Linked DNA regions of Mus musculus: regions 2 and 3 are each linked to region 1. Evidence: chromatin loops called from intact Hi-C (ENCODE). Cell type or tissue: heart. All regions are shown on one strand. Each heading gives the region's core, and the rest is flanking DNA. Links, peaks and the distances in the headings are about the cores only.

The links. Peaks named below come from ENCODE experiments on the same cell type or tissue, not always from the same donor. Only the 100,000 strongest peaks of a DNase experiment are listed, where the experiment ranks them.
Region 2: a loop joins it to region 1, with 2.2 times the contacts of the local background. A loop is called at or near these places in 5 of 42 quality-filtered maps.
Region 3: it touches region 1 in a loop (3-fold over the local background); 8 of 42 quality-filtered maps call a loop at or near these places.

Annotation. Positions count from the first base shown.
Region 1 is chr6:87,332,684-87,338,720 of GRCm38, reverse strand. It overlaps Antxr1 (anthrax toxin receptor 1), which reads left to right and starts at 2,946. Exons shown (of 18, transcript NM_054041.2): 1 at 2,946-3,424. The coding sequence starts at 3,279. In heart, for the core only: a CTCF peak has its summit at 2,827 (motif pointing right); DNase peaks (open chromatin) are centred at 3,130 and 3,450; H3K4me3 peaks cover 891 bases; H3K27ac peaks cover 875 bases; H3K27me3 peaks cover 775 bases.
Region 2 is chr6:87,244,712-87,250,748 of GRCm38, reverse strand. The region is part of intron 10 of Antxr1 (anthrax toxin receptor 1); the gene reads left to right. All of the region lies in intron 3 of Gm38851 (a long non-coding RNA gene), which reads right to left. Among named protein-coding and RNA genes, the nearest start is that of Gm38851, 25 kb to the right of the region's middle. In heart, for the core only: no CTCF peak of the experiment used is centred there; no DNase peak of the experiment used is centred there.
Region 3 is chr6:87,383,982-87,390,018 of GRCm38, reverse strand. It overlaps Gkn3 (gastrokine 3), which reads left to right and starts at 1,084. Exons shown (of 6, transcript NM_026860.1): 1 at 1,084-1,225; 2 at 2,603-2,656; 3 at 2,834-2,968; 4 at 4,445-4,552; 5 at 5,543-5,684. The coding sequence starts at 1,184. In heart, for the core only: a CTCF peak has its summit at 3,625 (motif pointing right); no DNase peak of the experiment used is centred there; H3K27me3 peaks cover 2,270 bases.

The sequences.
Region 1 (6,037 bases), core at 1,273-3,772:
AGAAAACCAAGATTAATGTAGATAGTATGTGACCCTAGCAGAGCTAGCTTGTGAATCAGATTCAGTAGGTTCTGTTTGGGGCTTATAATTGACCCATCTACCATATGAGCTTATTCTTTGGAGGGCTCTGGATTAGTCATAGTTGAGTGACATTCCTTCTTAAGTGGGTTTCGTCTCTGCATTGCAAAGGCTGCTAAGAGGGCTTTGGGCTGGTGCATTGGCTTGAACCATAAGCTATTTTATATCACACTTCCTTGAAGCTAGACTCAGCTTGGCTTGGGGGCGGGCAAGTATTAATGTTCCTGAGTTGAACATTTCTGACCATTTCTGGGCTGAAGCTGTAGATTGTCTGGCCTCTGGGATGCCCTCATGGCGTCTTCCTGTAGCTTCAGAGCTTGGACTTTGCTTGATTGTTAGTACTTTTGTTTATCCCACCACCAAAGCCAATATGGCTCAGATTCTTCAGAATTCTGTTGTTCCAGAAGATAAGTTGTTTCTGATAAATATTCTCCTGACCCTTCTGCACAAAGTGTGTGGTCCAGGGACTAGTGAGAACCTATAAATAGTGGGCTTAGGTGACATGAATGTGACATGAATGTGTTAGAATTGTCTACATTGTTGGCAACTATCTATAAGAGAAACAATCTAAATTTTATTCTGTCTGTACTGTCTGGAGTCCTTCTTAGAGCCTTTGTCAATAATCCAAGTAGCATGTTGGTACCCAGTGAGATTCTGGGAAGATTACATAGCAACATGAGAGAGTGATGAAGCACCTAGCAGGTGTCTGACAACTTGGCTGAAGCATCATGGGAGGAAGGAGTCCACAGGGAGTGGGTCAGTGAGAAGCTGCCACTGCAGTCTGAAGGCAATTTCTCTAATCTCTTGAAAAACAAAGACTGGAGATTTCTAGAATCCTTAAGTAGTTTTCCTATGTCAGACAAAACGTCCGAATAGTCAAAAACTGTCTCCTTGTTCTTTTGTGACCTGGCACAGCACAGGATTGAATCACTTCCTCCTCTCACTGTAAAACTGACAATTTGTTAATGTCAAATGGTAAATGGAGGTTTCCCAGGGCTTATTCTCCTGATGCCCACAATACGTGGACTGTTGAGACCCTTTCACACCCTAGCTTTTACTTGTGTAGCTGGGGGAGGAGGATCGAGAAGAAGAGGATGAGGAGGAAGAGAAGGAGAAGGAAGAGGAGGAAGAAGAAAAGGAGGAGGAGAAGGAGGAAGAGGCAGAGGAGAAGAAGGGAAGGAAGAAGAGAATGGAGCAGCAGCAGCAAGCTGGAGATGATCCTCTTGGATCAAAAGGCCTCTGCATAATCTTGACAGAGAGGCATGGTAGCTAGTACACTCCAATACCCGAATGACTCCAGCTACTTCTCTGCCCTCTCTAGGGCCACATTTATCCTAAGGTGTGTGTGGGGGGAGGGGGGCACACTCTTCTACAATCCTCACTTCTCTGTAAACATTTTGAATGAAATTGCCCATTCTGGAACCTAAGCCTCTACCTGTTCTATGCAATGGTGGGTTTTGGCCTTAGGGAGCTCTATCAGCGACCTTTTGCTCTCTCCCAGGCAGACCTTCTAGACCACCCCCAATCCCACCCCATAATATTCTCAAGGCATTTCTCTGCCACCCAAACTCTTAAAGAGCTCAGAGGACACCCAGGACATGAGAATGAGATGTTCTGAACTGCTAGCTTCTCCTGTCCCTTGCTTCCCTGTAGGGACATGTAAACCCTATCCTCCAGGCTCAGATCACTTCCTTTATTACACTGTCCCCAAGTTCCTCCTTGTCCTGGACCAGTGCCCCTCACCCCCTAGTTTTCCAGCCTTCATTGGTCCAGCTGGCTTCTGTAGAGATCCCCTCCTCTTTCTTATCACAGAGCTTAGTGGGGCCAAGATGGGTTTTCCTTGTTTGAGGCAGTAAAAAAATTATAGAAAAAGCAACTGTAGTCAGTTTGAGTATTTTTACTTCTCCTAATTATTTTTTTTTTCCTGCAAACAGCAACTTCAAAAATGTGGGTGCTAGTAGGTGTTACCTGAAGACAATTTTATGAACAAGCATGCCTGGAAAACTGTTAAATCAACTTTCTTCCTACAGAAATTCTCCAGTGTTTAAATTAATAACAGGCATGTATTAGTTACCTGTGATTGAGTAACAAACCACCCCCAAGCCAGCAGCTCAGAGCACAGGCAAACACTGCTGCCTGCTTTCCAAGGTTGGGAGTCAGAGGAGGGCCAGGTCAGGTGCCTGCTTGGGTGTCAGAGGCTGCAGTCACCTGAAGGCTTAGCAGGCACTGGAGAATTAGCAGTGAACAGTTAATCCTCAAACAAGTCACCAGGGTTGGTGTTACCACAAGACTCCCTAAAACGTGGAGATGCGGACAATCTAGATGCCTTGGCTGTTCCAAACCTCAACAACTACATTCGGTGGCATTGTCTGTGCAGATTTTAACCAGAGCCCTTTGTGATCTGCAGTAAAACTATGTAAGATCAAGCCTTGTGCTTCATTTGCACAAAGGCTCCTGTTTGCAAAGTCCTGGCCTGGAGTTGGAGTCACCCTGCTCGAAGGAAATGAGTTTTCATCAAATGTTTACAGGGACTGTATCCGCAGATACAGAAGAGCAAAACAGAAAGAAGGCATGGGGGTTGGGGGATGGTTAGAGAGGATGAAGACCTGGCCGTGGAAAAGTTAAGAAAGGAGACGAAAAGGAAGGATTAATTAAAGGCGTGCACCTCACCTGAAAACTCTTAAGATTTATCCCCTGCCAAAAGTCCCCACCCAATTCCGCCCCAGCCAAGGTCTAGGGGACCCCAACATTTTCGCCGCCCTTGGCCACAAGATGGCACTCTTTAGACTTTTTCCAAAAAAAAAAAAAAAAAAAAAAAAAAAAAAAAGAAGGGAGGGAGGGAGCAAAGACACCGCACTGCCCCAACCAAGAACAATTTGAAAACCCACCCCATCATACTTAAAATCTAGGACAAAGAGCCATCGGGACGGAACTGCTTCGACTGCAAAGCTTCAAGCGCAGCCTGGGAGCGGCCTGGTGGCCCTATCCCGGCAGCTCCACACAGCAGAACGCCCTGGGTCCCTGAAACTCGAAACCCGGGCTCAGAACCAGCGGAAACCAAAGCGAAATCCTTGAACTTCTCTGAACAATTGCTTCCGGGCGTTTGCTGAGAGCCGGGGGACCTGACCGGAGCCCAGGCCGCGTATGGCGCGCCCCTGATGTCACACGGACGCCAGCGAGGCCAGCGCTCCGGCTGCAGCATGGACCGCGCGGGGCGCCTGGGTGCGGGCCTGCGGGGACTCTGCGTGGCTGCACTCGTGCTCGTGTGCGCCGGACACGGGGGCCGCCGCGAGGATGGGGGACCAGCTTGCTACGGAGGATTCGACCTCTACTTCATCCTGGACAAGTAAGTGCCTGGAGGATGCTGCTCTGGGGCGGGCGGTCCCTAGGGCGCACCACAGCTGGCCGCCGGTCCTCAACTGCGGGGCGTCTGAAATGCTTAGCCTGCTTTCTTTGCTGTCTCTGGCCCGGAGCTTGCGAGTCCAGGGAGGATGCAGTTGGCTCTATTTGTCTTATTGCTTTCCAATCTTGGGAGAAGGAATTGCAACCAGAAGTAGAATTTGCAGACACTTCCAAAGTTGGAGACGTGGGTATTCTTCAAAATTAGCCACCTCTTTTTACAAAATGTAAAAATGCAGTCTTTGTTCTCCATGGCATGATGCCTGTTGACCCGGGGCACTTGTGGAAGTCCAAGGCACGGATTCTCCACCTCTGGGGTTCCAACTAGTTTTTGTGCAGACTTCACCATCCGCTTAAGGGCTCTAAGCACCATTTCTGCCCCCTACCCTATAGACAGAAGCCAGCCACAAGGCCACTCTTCCGCCTGATTGGTGTTAACTAAAAATGCTTTCAAATGCTGGCAAATGTCTCCAGCACCCCTTGCCTTCAGAACTGAGGTGTAGATCAATTTGGGCTGATGGTTTTTGACTGATGGGCTGCCAGGGAAACCAGCAAGATTACTCCTTACTAAAAGGAACTTTGCTTAAGGAAGAACTGAGTTAAGTCCAGTTCGACACTTTCCAGATCCCCACAGGGTTTGCCAAAGCCACAGTTACTCAAGTAAGCTTCATGCGCTCTGCTGAAAAGCGGCTACAACAATAAAAAGTGCCTCAAGATCCGGGCTCCTTAGATCTGTGCCAGTGCCAGGAGAGGCGCTTGCAGCTACAGTGGTAGGGAGGTGAATTTCACAGACTGGAAAGTATTTGGGACTTGGAACAAGAGTCCTGAAAAATAAGCTGGCCGCTGGACACCAAATGTGCTTCACAGTTGCTGCTGGGGCTTGATTTTTTTCCGTAGAGGCTGTTTTGAGCTCCAGGTACTTTGGATTAAAAAGCGAGGTCTCTTTCTTACAGATTTACGAGAAGGTGGATACTGAAAATTCAGGGCTGGGCTAAGAAATGGAAAATCTTTTGTGCCTTTAGCAGGTGGGAACTGGAGCCCCTGCGTTGGGGAGCCTCTGGGACTGTGTCTGGAGGCAAAGGTGCTCCCCATTGTGCCCCTCTAAGGGGACTTGGGGGCTGGATCTGTGCCTCAGTCAGCAGGATGCTATAGAACGTATAAGCCCTAGCACCACAAACCCCATAAACTCACTGTGATGGAGGTGGTGCATGCCTGGAAGCCCTGCAGTTGGGAGGAGGTCAAGGTGATTCTGGGCTCCTAGGCTACGCAAGGAGTTTGACGCCAACCAGGGTTGCCTGAGACTGTCTCAAAAGACAACCAAACAACACCAACAAAAGCCATAGCCCAAGAAATCCCAAGAGACCCACGGGGCAACTTGAACAAACAAAAGCATCATTTCCCCAGACCGAGGACTGCCTTGGTGCTGTGAGCATAACCTGGTGGCCTAAATCTATAATTTGGACTGAATATTTTGGTCCAACTTATAAATGGAATTTCTTCAGGTGATGGAAGGGATTCAGTAGAATCATCTTTGGATCATTTCTGAAGGGGACACAACTAAGTCAAAAGCTAGATTTTATTTTATTTATTTATTTATTTTGGAAAAAAATAGTGAAGACATGCTTTCTCTGCAAAAATTTAACTGTACTAGAAGGCACATCCCTGAAAACGGTTTGGAAAAGTTCAAAGAGTATGTGGACAAGGACTATCCGTGTAACCTTAGGCTTACATCTTATAGAGAGTGACAAGGACACAGAAGCTAGGAAGAAGACTATCAGGGGACGGTGGCGGGGGGGGGGGGTTGAATACATAAGCTCTGTGATCTTCTGGGCATGCAGATAGCACAAGTGAGATACAACAAGTTGCTAAAGCTTTTGCAGCCTAATTTACTCTCTGAAGGGCTGGTCTTGGGGTGGAAAAGCTAATTAGAAAATAGCTTTATGATGTCTTAATTTCCAAAGAAAACTATATGTTAAAGCTAATATTTGAACAGAAAGAGTCTGACTCATTAGCATTTAAAGAGGTGGGGACGTGAGGGGACAGTGTGTATTGTGTGGCAGAGGCTTTTAAGGCATTTCAGTGTGCAGCAGTGGCCACCTGTGTCCTGTCTTGCTCAGGGCAGTGTGAACTGGTATTCTTTGTGGACTTGAACTGCATGGTAGAGTTTTCTAGAAGGTCAGAAGTGCTTCATGTTCCTGCTAACCAGAACAGTAGCTACTTGCCGTATGTGCCCCCCCCCCCCCGTGCAAATGAGGACGTGAACTTTTAATTTTGTTTAAATTAAATAGTCACATGTGGCTGCCACATGAGTCGTGCAGATGAGAAGATGCATCGGCAGAAAGCATCGTGTGCTCTTAACACGGCGAAGGTTCTTCTGTTTCATCCAACACGTCTTTATCTTAAGGGGGAAAAATGCATTAGAAAAAGACTCCCTTACTGGGAGTCTATGGTAGTGCTATTTACAATAAAAAGCTGAGAATTACCTAAATGTCCAACAATGGGATTTAAGTAAGACATGAAATATGCAGAGTACTGTACGCTCATTGCAGATTGTGTATGT
Region 2 (6,037 bases), core at 2,235-4,734, 89 kb after region 1:
TGATAATAAGACACACGCCAGACCGCTCTTGTGCTGTGTAAGGAGGACTAGAAGCAAAGACACTGGCTTTTTATCCTCGCTGTAGACTCCTACAGCCACGCTTTGCTTTTCTATGAATGTTCCTTCCCAGCTTGATCTCCTATCTAACAGGCCTGCCATGGCTTACTTTTCGTACATTCCCAAAGGATGGGACTCCGTAACCTTTGTTTTTTGTTTTGTTTTGTTTTGTTTTGTTTTGTTTTGTTCTGTTCTGTTTTGTTTTATGGTTTTTCAAGACAGGGTTTCTCTGTATAGTCCTAGCTGTCCTGGAACTCATTTTATAGACCAGGCTGGCCTCGAACTCAGAAATCTGCCTGCCTCTGCCTCCCAAGTGCTGGGATTAAAGGCATGCGTCGCCACGCCTGGCCAGGAACCTTGGAAGATACTTTCCCAAATGGGCAATTTTGAAAATTCCCCCCAAAGAGGCTCAGCTTTCCAAAAGGGGGGGAAACTCATTTGAATATGAATGGTCCAGGGTGTTTGTTTGTCTAAACTTTGTCTTATTATCCAGAAACTATACATTTCATCTTAGGAAACGTCTGGGAGCCAGGGCTGCTGCTGGTACCCATGGGTAATTATCAATGCATCTGCCACAGTAGGTAGAGGGAAATGGAAAAGGAAGAGGAAACCTGAAACTTCCCAACATAGCCGTTTCAAGCGTGAGTTAGAGCATCAAGCGTGCTGGTCAAAGGCACTGCGCGAAATTTGCTTGAATCCCTGAAGCGCTGATCTCCTATGAGAATGTCACTGTGTGCTTCAGAGTGGAGAGACACAAGGAGCCTGTGGGGTCTTGATTCTTCCCCAGGAAGCTTCATCTAAGAGGTAGCAGCTTCCGATGGCTGAGCGCCTAGCTTGTCCCTGTGCTGCCCACATGCCCTTCTGTGACATCTCTCCTACAGGTCACCTCGTTTTCACCAAAGCCACACGGAGAGGGAAGAGTTATCTGTGCCCTCATTTTTGCTGATAAGGAAACAACTCGGATAAACGGAGTGTCAGAGGCCAGTAGATGGCCTGGTAGCAACTTAGGCTTGGGTGATCTTACTCCAAGGCTTTGGACCACCTCTCTCCCTCAGGATCCCAAAGCCCCAGCTCCAGTGCTCAGGTGACTGCTGTGCACCTGCCTCAAAGGGATTGGATCACTTGTCTGATATCGCACATCGGAGAGGGGAGTCCTGAACCCCAGTCCAGGGAAGGCAGCTCCCAGGGTTTAGAGCATCATTTTCCGTTAGCTAGCAGTGTGGTCACACCACGACATCTCTCCTTCCTGCTTTCCTGGTTGGTTCCTTTCGCTTGAGCCCTGCGACCTCCCCTTTACTATGGATGCATCTCCATTGCCCTGGCTTTCAGAGGGAGCACAGGTTTGGTCCTAGTTTCAAAGTGGCTCCTGGAAAGAGTAGGCTACTGCTCATATCACTCATTTTTAAACAATCAGCAGACAGGTTGTAATCCACCATGGGAACGTGGGTTTGGAAGTTTGCCTCCACAGAGACTTTTACAGAGACAGCTTGACAGAATTATCTGCAAGAGCCCATGTGCAATCAGACTTGATGTTGGGGGCTATCAAGTGTTCAATGGCCTCAAGAGGAAATGGTAGTAAGCCCTGTGTGGACTCAGGCACAAAACGGTCTTCTTCATACACAGTACCAAGGCAAACTTGCTTGAACCCCATACCCACCCCACCCCCGCAGCCTGCCTCCACCCTTACCCTTTTATTCTGTGTGGGAAGCTAAGCTCCCCCTCTACCTCTGCACCAGGTGGCTTGTTCTTCATGGACAGTGCCTGTATGTATATAGTGATGGGATGGGGCTTGGTACAGCCCTGCTTCTTTGTGGTTTTCATAGGATGATCCTAGAGAAGGTCCTGAGCACAGCTAGACCCTAGGAGCCCCAGGCAGGTTGTAATTCTGTGCTGTTTAACTCCTTACTCAGCATTCTTTGGGAAAGGTTAGGTTGGGTCTGCTGAGCAGAAGCAATAAAGAGCGCCCGTGGCTCACACCCTGTGCATTTCAGTTTGGGCCCCAGCTTGCATTCCAGGGCAGCACGTGCCATGCGCTGTGGCACGGGGGTGAGGATAGGGACTTCCTCTCTCCTCTGGGTTTCTGTGAAGATTTCATCCTCCAGAGCTCGCTGTGACCTGTGGTCATGACTTTGGGCTTTGGGGGTAGGCTTGCCTCTTAGTCGCAACTCCAAAAGTAAAGAGCTTCCAAATCTAATTGTGCACAGCCAGAAGAGTTGTGTGTCACAAGGCACATGCCTTGTGCATGAATCCTGAATTGTTGCTGGTGGGGGAAAAACGAGGTTTTGAAAAGCATATTTACTCTTAGCAAATTACAGCTGTTTGCAGTGCTGCAGTGATTTGGACCTCGGGATTACAACATTTTAAAAGGCTGAAGCTTTGCTGAGAGGATAATTTGTATGTTTTACAAATGTCAACAGTCAAGACTTTTTTTGGTGTGGATTTATAGAGAGGAAAAAATGATTTGTAAGAGCACTAGGCCCCATCACCTTCATTTTGTTTTCTTGCCATCCCCAAAGCTTCTCTAATAACTGCAGAGAGATGTGAATGCCAAGGCCCACAAAGTTATGTGTAGTGTGATCCCAATTCTATAAAAATATTACACAGAGAATGAAATAGTATACCCGAAGGCCTCTGTGATGTGTATCAGCTGGGCGTGCCGGTGCACACCCTTAGTAACCCTAGCACTCAGGAGGCCAATATGGAAAGCACAGCCTGAGCTATCCGTGAGTATAAGGCTTGGCTGGGGTGTGTGGGAAGAGCTTGTCACATACACACACACACATACACATACACACACACACACACACAGAGAGAGAGAGAGAGAGAGAGAGAGAGAGAGAGAGAGAGAGAGAGAGAGAGTTTATCACTGGAAATTATGATTACCAAATACTTGAAGAGTTTCATCAACTCAGAATTTTTACACTGCACATGTTACTTTTGTAATAGATAAAAATGAGATTTCATCCTGAGAATTCAGAAGAGATATTCTGACAGGAAAGTTTGAACAGTGATGTGTGAGCTATGGAGATCAACCCTTGTGTATAAGATCAGTGGGGATCTAAGACCAGCTAGGCATCTGACCCTTGCCTAGGACACGAGGCTTACTCTCTTGCTTCTTCTCCTCCGGGGCAGTGGTGTGATCTTAACACACATCCCTCCCTATAAATGCAGTGACCCAGACAACCCTCTTCATTTCCTGCTGTAACTTCCCTCAACCCAGACCCGTGTGGATGTTTGTGTATCAGGCGCCTAGACTCTACAGCTTCCCTACCCTATCAGGTCATGACCTTGATAGCAGTACAGTGCCTATGGGAGCCACATTTCTATGATGAAGCTTCACCAAGGAGGATAGCACAGGTGCTATGCCATCGGCCACTAGGAAGGCCTGGGCCCCACCTAGCCTATGTGAGAACCTGAAACATCCTTCGTCCTTCTACCCAGACATATTCCCTCTCCTCTACTCAGTATCTTTAACAATTCTGAAGTTTCTGAACATTGGAATAACAAGCCAGGGAGCTCTGAGATCTAAAAGGATGCCTGTAGCCCTGCTTCTGTGGACTGAAGACAGATCTTGAGCCGCATCAGACCCCCAACAGTGCTGATGTTTGGAGATGATGATTCTTGTGGAGATGTCCATCTCATTCATCATCTTGTCTTGGATGTTTCCATCTGTCCCCTTACGGGGCATATGCCCCCACTCGAGAACCACTGCACCATATATGTGTGTTCCAAAACCCTATTTGGAAGTGGATCTCATATATGTGCACACACACACACACACACACACACACACACACACACACATACACAGTGGTCCTGATGTAGCGTGGTGGGTACATGATGAGAGCACCTCAGTCTAGAACACTCTCACCTTGTGTTTCACAGACTATGAACCTGGCAGCACTCTGCCTTACTACTACAGTTAACATGTTGAGTGTTTACCAAATGCTAAGCTTTTCATAATAATTCCCATTCCGATTCAAAACCTGAGTATGGTCGCCATCTTCTAGAAAAGAACTCTAGAAAAGTGGTGAACAGGGCAAAAGCTTAGCCCAGGGCTGTATTCCCACGTGTGGCAGAGCTGTGCTCAGCTCTTCATGACGTGAGCATTGTCATATCAAGCCGTGACAACATGCCCTAGACCCCAGGGGGCTCTGAGAGCAACATCATCGAACTCCATCAGAACTCCTCAGTTCTTCTAACTCATGCAAATTGCGGAGCAGGCATGTAAACCCTCAGGGGCTTAACCAATTCTTGTAGGCTTAGATAAGGACTAGGAGCTATTTTTCTGTTTTGCTTTTTTTCTTGCCAGAAATACATATTTATATCAAGAAAAGGTTGCCAAGACTTGGAAAGTATTTGAATTATTTAATCAGTCTTAAAAAGAACCCGCTGATTGGTGTTTGGGTTGACAAATGAATTTTAATCTTGTTTTTATCCCAAATCCATAGTCACCAAACTATAAGGAAGAATTCTGGGAACTTCTTCCCCAAGCTGAGGAATGTTATGTTCTTGGGTTTAGAAACCTGGGACTGGGCTCATTTCAGTGTGGTTCAAGATTCTTAGTTCATGGCCCTTAAAGCAGGGCCTCCAGGGAGATTCTCCAGGCCTACCACAGGGCTGGGACTCTTGATCATCTGCCCTGGGTGGTATGCTCACTGCTGGGGTCCAGCTTTGCCTATTCAAGGTCTTGATCATTTCAACAAAACATGGATTTGAATTCTAGCTCTGGCTCTTTTTATACTGTAGCAGTAACTCAAGTAACTGACATGTGGGAGAATGAGCATTGGTGAGCACCCACCTGTAGTACCATAGTCTCTCCCTTCCCAATGGGTGTGGGAGCATCTTGTAAGACTATGGCTATATAGTGCTCAGCAATATCAGCATAAATGTGTTTATCTGTATATAAAGGATGGATGAACCCTTATGCATATATATTTATCTACACACACATGCACACACACCAAAACTCCTGGTGTCTAAATGATGTCAGTAAGGCTGAACAATATTAATAAGCACTAAAACATCTTGAAAACTGTGGTCTTCACATTTGAAGTGGATTTTAAAGGCTCAGGTGCCACTGTAATAAAGTGAGGGGACTCTTCCTGGGTTCTTATTGAGTCTTAAATGCCATACTTTGTGCTTTCATTCATTCCTATTTACACACAACAGCCCAATGATATCATAGCCACAATTCGTAGATGAACCTGACCCCAGTTACACACTAGTCAGAGCCAAACCTGGGATTTGAACCTGAAACTGTCAGAGCTGGTCTCTTCCATTCTCTTCACACCTGTAGTCAGCTTCCAGGATACCAGGTCCCAGATTATGTTCAATCTGTAATGACACCCATTAGTTCTCAAATCCTGATTTAAGTCAAACTTCTTTCTGATTATCAGACCCCTATAGACAAAGGATTTAGATTAATATGTCATAGGCGTTCTTAGAATTCTGAAATACATGCATTTCACATTCATTGAAGAAGAAGAAGAAGAAGAAGAAGAAGAAGAAGAAGAAGAAGAAGAAGAAGAAGAAGAAGAAGAAGAAGAAGAAATAATAATCTGATCTTCAACTCCTACCCCTCTAATTTTCTCCCTGGTTGTGAACAAGACAGAGCAGGCTGCTCCAGCCTCCTGGTCTCCATTACCCTTTTCTATTCCATGCCGTGCCAGGGAGCTGTGAAGTGAAATGGCCACCCAGTGAGCAGGGAAGCAGGGCCTCATTGTCCTCAGAGTGGATTACGGCCCCATAAACAGCACAACACACTGGCATTGGCAGAGGCTGCAATGGGGAGGGGGGCTGACATGGCCCCCAAACTAGGCACGGGGCCCCTCTGTGGTGAAGGAGGAAGTCCCTGGACCCTGCTTCCCAAGTGGCCATTCCAGGAAGGACTCGGATGATCTGAGTTATGGAAACCAAATGGCCTGCCTTTGTTAAAGAGAGAGGAAGAAAAAGCCACTCATTTTTGTGGTAAAGTGAA
Region 3 (6,037 bases), core at 2,235-4,734, 50 kb before region 1:
TCCCAACCCACACCACTGGCACTACAAAGCTGAAATCATGACTGTGGTATTGGCCTATAAGTTCTATTTATAAGGCACATATAAACACATGTAGTTATATTTCCTTGTAATCTTCTGTAATCTGTTTTGCTGACACAGTGGTGGCTGAGTATGTGGGCCGTGTGTTGTTTTTTATAAAGTATCAGGAACACTGCAGATGGGATTATGGTGTTATCTCAACCCTGAGTGACCTGGCAGTTTCCAAAGCCTAGCTATTTGCTCTTCCCATAGCCAAATTGCACCGAGCCCAGTCAGGGCTGAGCTGCCTGCCTGCCTTCCTTGCTCTGATCACGTTGATGCCCAGGGTCATCTCTGTAATCCTCCTCTTGAAAGAAATGTCTGACTCTAGGGAATTGAATTTCATCCAGACGTCTGGGGCGCCACCAATCAGAGCTTGAAAAAACAAGTGTGTGAAAGCCCTTGAATTGGTGCTACTGTGTGAGGGTCAGAGTTCCTCATGTCTCAGTAGTTCTGCAGCAAGTCAAAGGTTTTGTTTGGTTTGGTTTGGTTTGATTTGGTAGAAAAACTACCCTGAAATGAAGAGGCAAACCAGAAAATCCACATTAGTGGGACCAAGCATCAGAGAGTTCACTGGGACCTGAGCTACGTCAGACAGAGAGGGCATTGAAGAAATGAATAGAGATGAAGTTGGTGGAGGCAGAGGGTGCAGAGCAAACTGTGTGATCTGTGTTTGGATGAGGAAGGGACAAGACTGTTTGCCAATCAATAATCTTGTAAATCAGTTTGTCTCTTGGGTTTTATGAGGTTTCTTCGACCCGCTCTCACTGTTAGGAAAAGAATACTTTTCAGAAATCAAGAAGTTCAAGTGTGATCCCCTTGATTTTGTATCAGCAGCTTATAAGTCCTTACACAGTGGCTCTGGGGTCAGGAGTACACGAGCCACAAAGACCTATTCTTATCCAGTGTTTGCCTTGGAACCTGCCGAGCTATTGAGAGAAAGAAAAACACTCGGATCTAGTAAAAGGAAATGATAACCGTAATTACATAACTAGCTTTCCCCCTAATGGTTTCTGGATCGTAGATAACCAGTCCCTGAGCCCCTTATCATAGTGAGACCTGAGAGGCTGAAGTCTATATAAACTAGACTTGGGAAATGAACGGATCATAGAAAATTGTATTATGCATGCCGTTGCATTCGCTGGAGAGAGACAACATGAGACGCCTTGTGAGTACATCTTTAACTTTGAATGTGGAGCATATATATATCCCAGTCAGACCAGCCAAGGAGGTCTGGATCCTCCCTGCCCCAGGAACTGTTCAAATCAACCCAGGCAGAATTTTCAAACGATGATTGGGTGTGCAATCTTCTGTTGGCACTTCTGTTTTGGAGAATCTGAAGGAAGGGTGTCCTCTAATGGAATCAATAACTAATTTCTTAAAAGTCAAGACTCTTTGGAGGCCAGGTAGATACTCATATGCTGGAGTCTTGTCTGCAGTGGTTTTCCGTATTTACAAATTGCCAGTGGGGAATAGCTTAGATGCATGTGGGGCCAGCTGGGATAGAGTGCTTTTTGTCCCTCTGGCTTTTTTAAGACAAGGCCTCATTCTGTAGTCCAGGCTACTTTGACTCGCTGTGGCTTGTCTCAGACTTTCCAAATCCTCCATCTAAGTCTCCTGGGTGCTGGCATTCAAGGCAGGCACGACCACATCCAGCTTTCACTAAAGCAGCTTCACCCTCTGCAGCTCTGTGTCTATGGCAGCTGCGCTGCACTGCACTGTGGTGATGATAACACTGTAGAATAGCCGCTTCCTTTGACTTTCAGGGGCCCCGTTTGTTACTGAAGCCAGATGCCGACTTTTCATGGATGTTAAGAGAAGGGAGGACCCTGCCAGTCCCACTTGTCATGATGGGTGCACTTGAGCTGGGCCAGCCTCAAGTACACAAGAAACTATGGCTAGCTTAACCCAGCCCCCTATTCTTTTATTAATGTCTGCTGCAGAAAACTCCCTTGATGGGCAGAGCACACCACATAGAGGAACTGAACAACTTAAATATTTTAAGGCCTAGGTACATTCTAACATAATTTCCCCCAAAATAGTATGCAAATAACAGTGAGTAGCTTTCTTCTTAGGCAAGGTAAGAGAATTCAGAGGAAAGGAAGCCTGGAGGGTGTCAGTTTCCAGGGGGGATGGAGGGTGGGCAGAGGCGGAATAGGGCTGACTGTGAGATTTGGGGTTTGGATCAAGAGCTGGAGTAGAGGATGTGCCCAGCCCTGGAAGTAGAGAGGTAGCACAAAAAGGAAGAGTGGGAGGCCTGAGCTATAGTGGTCCAGGCTGATCCTACCCTGTCAGGTTGGCTAAATCTATCCCAGTGATTGACAGTAGAAGCCACATAGGAGTGTCCTTGAGTGACTGACAAAACCTTGCCTCCTGAGCAGCAGGCACACCCTGTGTGAACACAGTAAGCTATAGTGTCCTGACACACCTGGGAACTCTGCAGGGATGGAGGGAGGTGAAAGCTGTGGACCCCAGCAAGGCAGCCCTGGAGTCTAAGCTCATCAGAGGCCAAGGACTAAGCACAGTGACCTTTGTTCCATTTCAGATTGCGCCTTCCATTCTTGTGACTGTCTTTCTAGTTCCAGCTCTGGCGCTGACGGTGAGTATGGTGGAGAGGGTCCAGTCTACCTATGTCTTTTAGCAGAAACATTTCAAAGATAATACCCAGGGGTATTATTCCTGTAGTTTCTCATGGATTCCCCCTTAACCCTGCACAGGATGAGCAGATAGACACTTGGGGCCACTGGCTTTACTCATTGTTGATTGCTCCTTCTAGAACACTAGCGACAGTTATCCTCTGGATGGCTCTGTGGGGACCCAGACCATCCATGTCGATGCCCTCAGAGGTGTGGTCAGCATCCGAGACAACAGCGTTCAGAGTGAATGGGATGGAGTCATGGACTACAAGAACGTAAGATGTGAAACGCACTTATTACAAGGACAAGAGAGCTCTTAGGTCTGCTCCAAATGGAAGCCTTTTCACTGTCTTCCTCAGGGACTGGGGTGTGCTATAGAAGTTGGTTTGTCTTCTAATGTTGACTTCTAAAGGAATGCGGCTATGAATCACCACCTCCTTCAGTAACGAGGCCCCTTAGGATGACACATAACCAGGAAGAGTAACCCTGTGACTTAGCCGAACTCTTTAATAAAATCTTCTGTGACCGCGGAGAATATTTTTCTGTTTAGCGTGCCTCGGTTGCCAAATCTGCAAAACAACTCCAGCAGCTGCCTCTCCTACCTAGTGGGACTTTAAAGGATGGAACGAAGTCACCACCCAGCCTCCCCACTCAGCCCTTTGCCACCCAGGTCCTCCTCACTCTGTCACATTCTCTCCAGCACACTGGAAGACTCAGAATAGACACAAGGTGTCCTCTCCACTCTCCCCGCGTCCGCTAGGTTATCTTCCCCTAACGCCTTCTCTCTCTTCACCTCCCTGACTCTTAACTTCCCAAGGAGATTCCCTGAATCCTCCCGGACTACAGATTGCCTCTAATGGATGCTATGAGAAGCCAAGTAAAAAAAAAAAATTCCTCAGGGAAACATTCCACAGTAGGCCACTAGGTGGCGCAAGGAAGGCAGAATTACTGCTAGAGCCCAGGTTCTCAACTTTCCCATTAGTGTGATGCTTCAATATGGTTCCTCATGTTGCAGTGACCCGCAACCATAAAATTATTTCATTGTTTCTTCATAACTGTAATTTTCATGCTGTTATGAATTATAATGTGAACATCTGATATTCAGCCTCTGTGAAAAAGGTCATTTGACCCCCAAAGGGTCAGAGCCAGTGTGTTGAAAACGACTGATCTAGAGGCTGAGTTTCTTGCAGCTGTACCTGGGGCTCTGTCAGACCCGGCAGCAGCAAACTGCAGCTATGATCCAAGCCAGGGAAGAACAAATAACAGACCACAAGGAAGAGGTATGCAGGCAGACCTAGCTCTAGAACCCAAGTCTTGACTGAGGCCTCCCAACTGCCCTGGGTACTCAAGAGAGCCCTCTGCAGCTTATACAACATTCCCCCAGGCAGTGAGGACCTCAGCTCTCACCTCATTTCCATGACAACTCCACAGAAGAAAGGCTATTCCTCCTGCTTTATTGATAAAATAAACAAACAAACTGAGGCTCTCAAGAGCCTTAGAGTAGCAGAGCAGGCCCCTAAGATCATCCACATTGTTGTATTACCATCCTACCCTACCTGGGAGATAAAACCTTCACCAGGAGGAGCAGAGGAGACAGGAGCAGAAGCTGACCTGTGCTCTGGCATCCAGAGTGCAGCCCTTCTGAGATGTTCCGCATTTCGGTCAGACTAGCAGGGTATTGCACCCCTGAGGCGAGCAGGTGCATTAGTACTGAGACGATAGGTAACACGTTTCTGCTCTGTTGCTTTAAGGACCTCCTGGCAGCTAAGCTGTTTAGCAAGATGGCCTGTGTTCTGGCAAAGATGGACCCAGCAGCCTTCCCAAGTTTGGATGATATTACCCAGGCCCTGGGCAAACAGGTGAGTGAGCGTGTCCAGGTGTCTCTGACTGGTGTCTACTATGGGGCTTTCCAACGTAACAGCCACTCTCTAAGACATGGACAGGAGCTTCATCCATGTCTCTCCTTCCTGCCATGAAGTCACATCATGTTCAAAGGACTTTGGTGTCCCATTCAAGGCTAAGCACAACTGAATCAATCAATATCCTATGTAATGACCTCATTCCCAATGGCTTCAAACTATGCTAGAAGACACAAGGGGCTGGATGCAAACACTGCAATGATTTCACGACCCTGTCTCTGTCTCTTTCCTTCCTGCCTTTCCTGCCCCCCCCCCCCCCCCCCCGCACACACACCATTATTACCATTAAGCCCAAGATTGCTGAAGTTCTTGCCTACCCTCTCTAGTGAGATTGGGAACTGTTAAATAAGTTAAAGCCAGGAGGATATTCTCTGCAACTTGTGGGATCTATTCCAACTTTGCTTAAATGTCAACACATTTGGACAGCATTCAGAACTGGGGGTGGCGGTACTAACTCTAGGAAAAAAGTGTGTTAAAGCAATGCTATTTTTAAAAGTTGTGGGTGGAGAAATGCTCGGAGGTTAAGAGCACTTGCTCCTCTCGCAGAGGGTCCCGGTTTGGTTCCCAGCCCCCACAAGGAGACTCTCACCAGTCTGTAACTTCAAACACTCCTACGCATAAAACTAAAATACACAAATCTTTAAAAGAGAAGTTCAAAGTGTCCTGTTCATCTAAACTGACGAAATATAAACGCAATAAATGTTTTAAACTAATCAGGGTTAATGAGAACGCACCCAAAGCTAATAGAAAACGCCACTGGGTCCAGAGTTTGCCAGAGCCTTGTTCGCCCTCCTGAGGCTCAATAAAACACTGCAGCTAGAGACACCGGAGAGCAAGTCTGGATTGGTACTGAATCTCCCCACGAATCCTCACAGCTCCCCTGTGAACCCCTTCTTGGATATGCCGTATCTGAGACGCCCCCTCTTACAGGCTTCCGGTCACTACCCACCTACTCGAGGACTGACCTACACAGTTTTACCCAGCCGAATCAAAAACTTGGCCCAATACGGAGTGCCAATCAAAGACCTGTGCAGAGCCGTCCCCACCTACTTTGCTCGGCAGCAAAAAGAAGGTGTGTTCACTGCTGGAAACAGGAGGTGATGCATGAATCAAAAGAAAAGGGAGGAGTTTCGGGACCTATTGGCAAAATGCAATGACATCGCTCATTCCATCTTTTCTCCAGTGGAAGAGAAGCCGCGTGTTTGGGATGTAGGGGATTCCTTACAAGGCTCATGGCGGGGGGAGGGGGGATGGAGAGTAGGGGAGCCGCCATAGACTGCTTTGGGATTTGATGGCTGATGGACACCCAGCCCTGACTCGAGCTTAGCCACACCCACTGTAGGGGAAGGCCATTGACTTTGGAGCCCTCGGTACTCTGCGGGGAGAAAATCAGTGACTGGAGGAATTGTAATTGCTAGAGGCTAA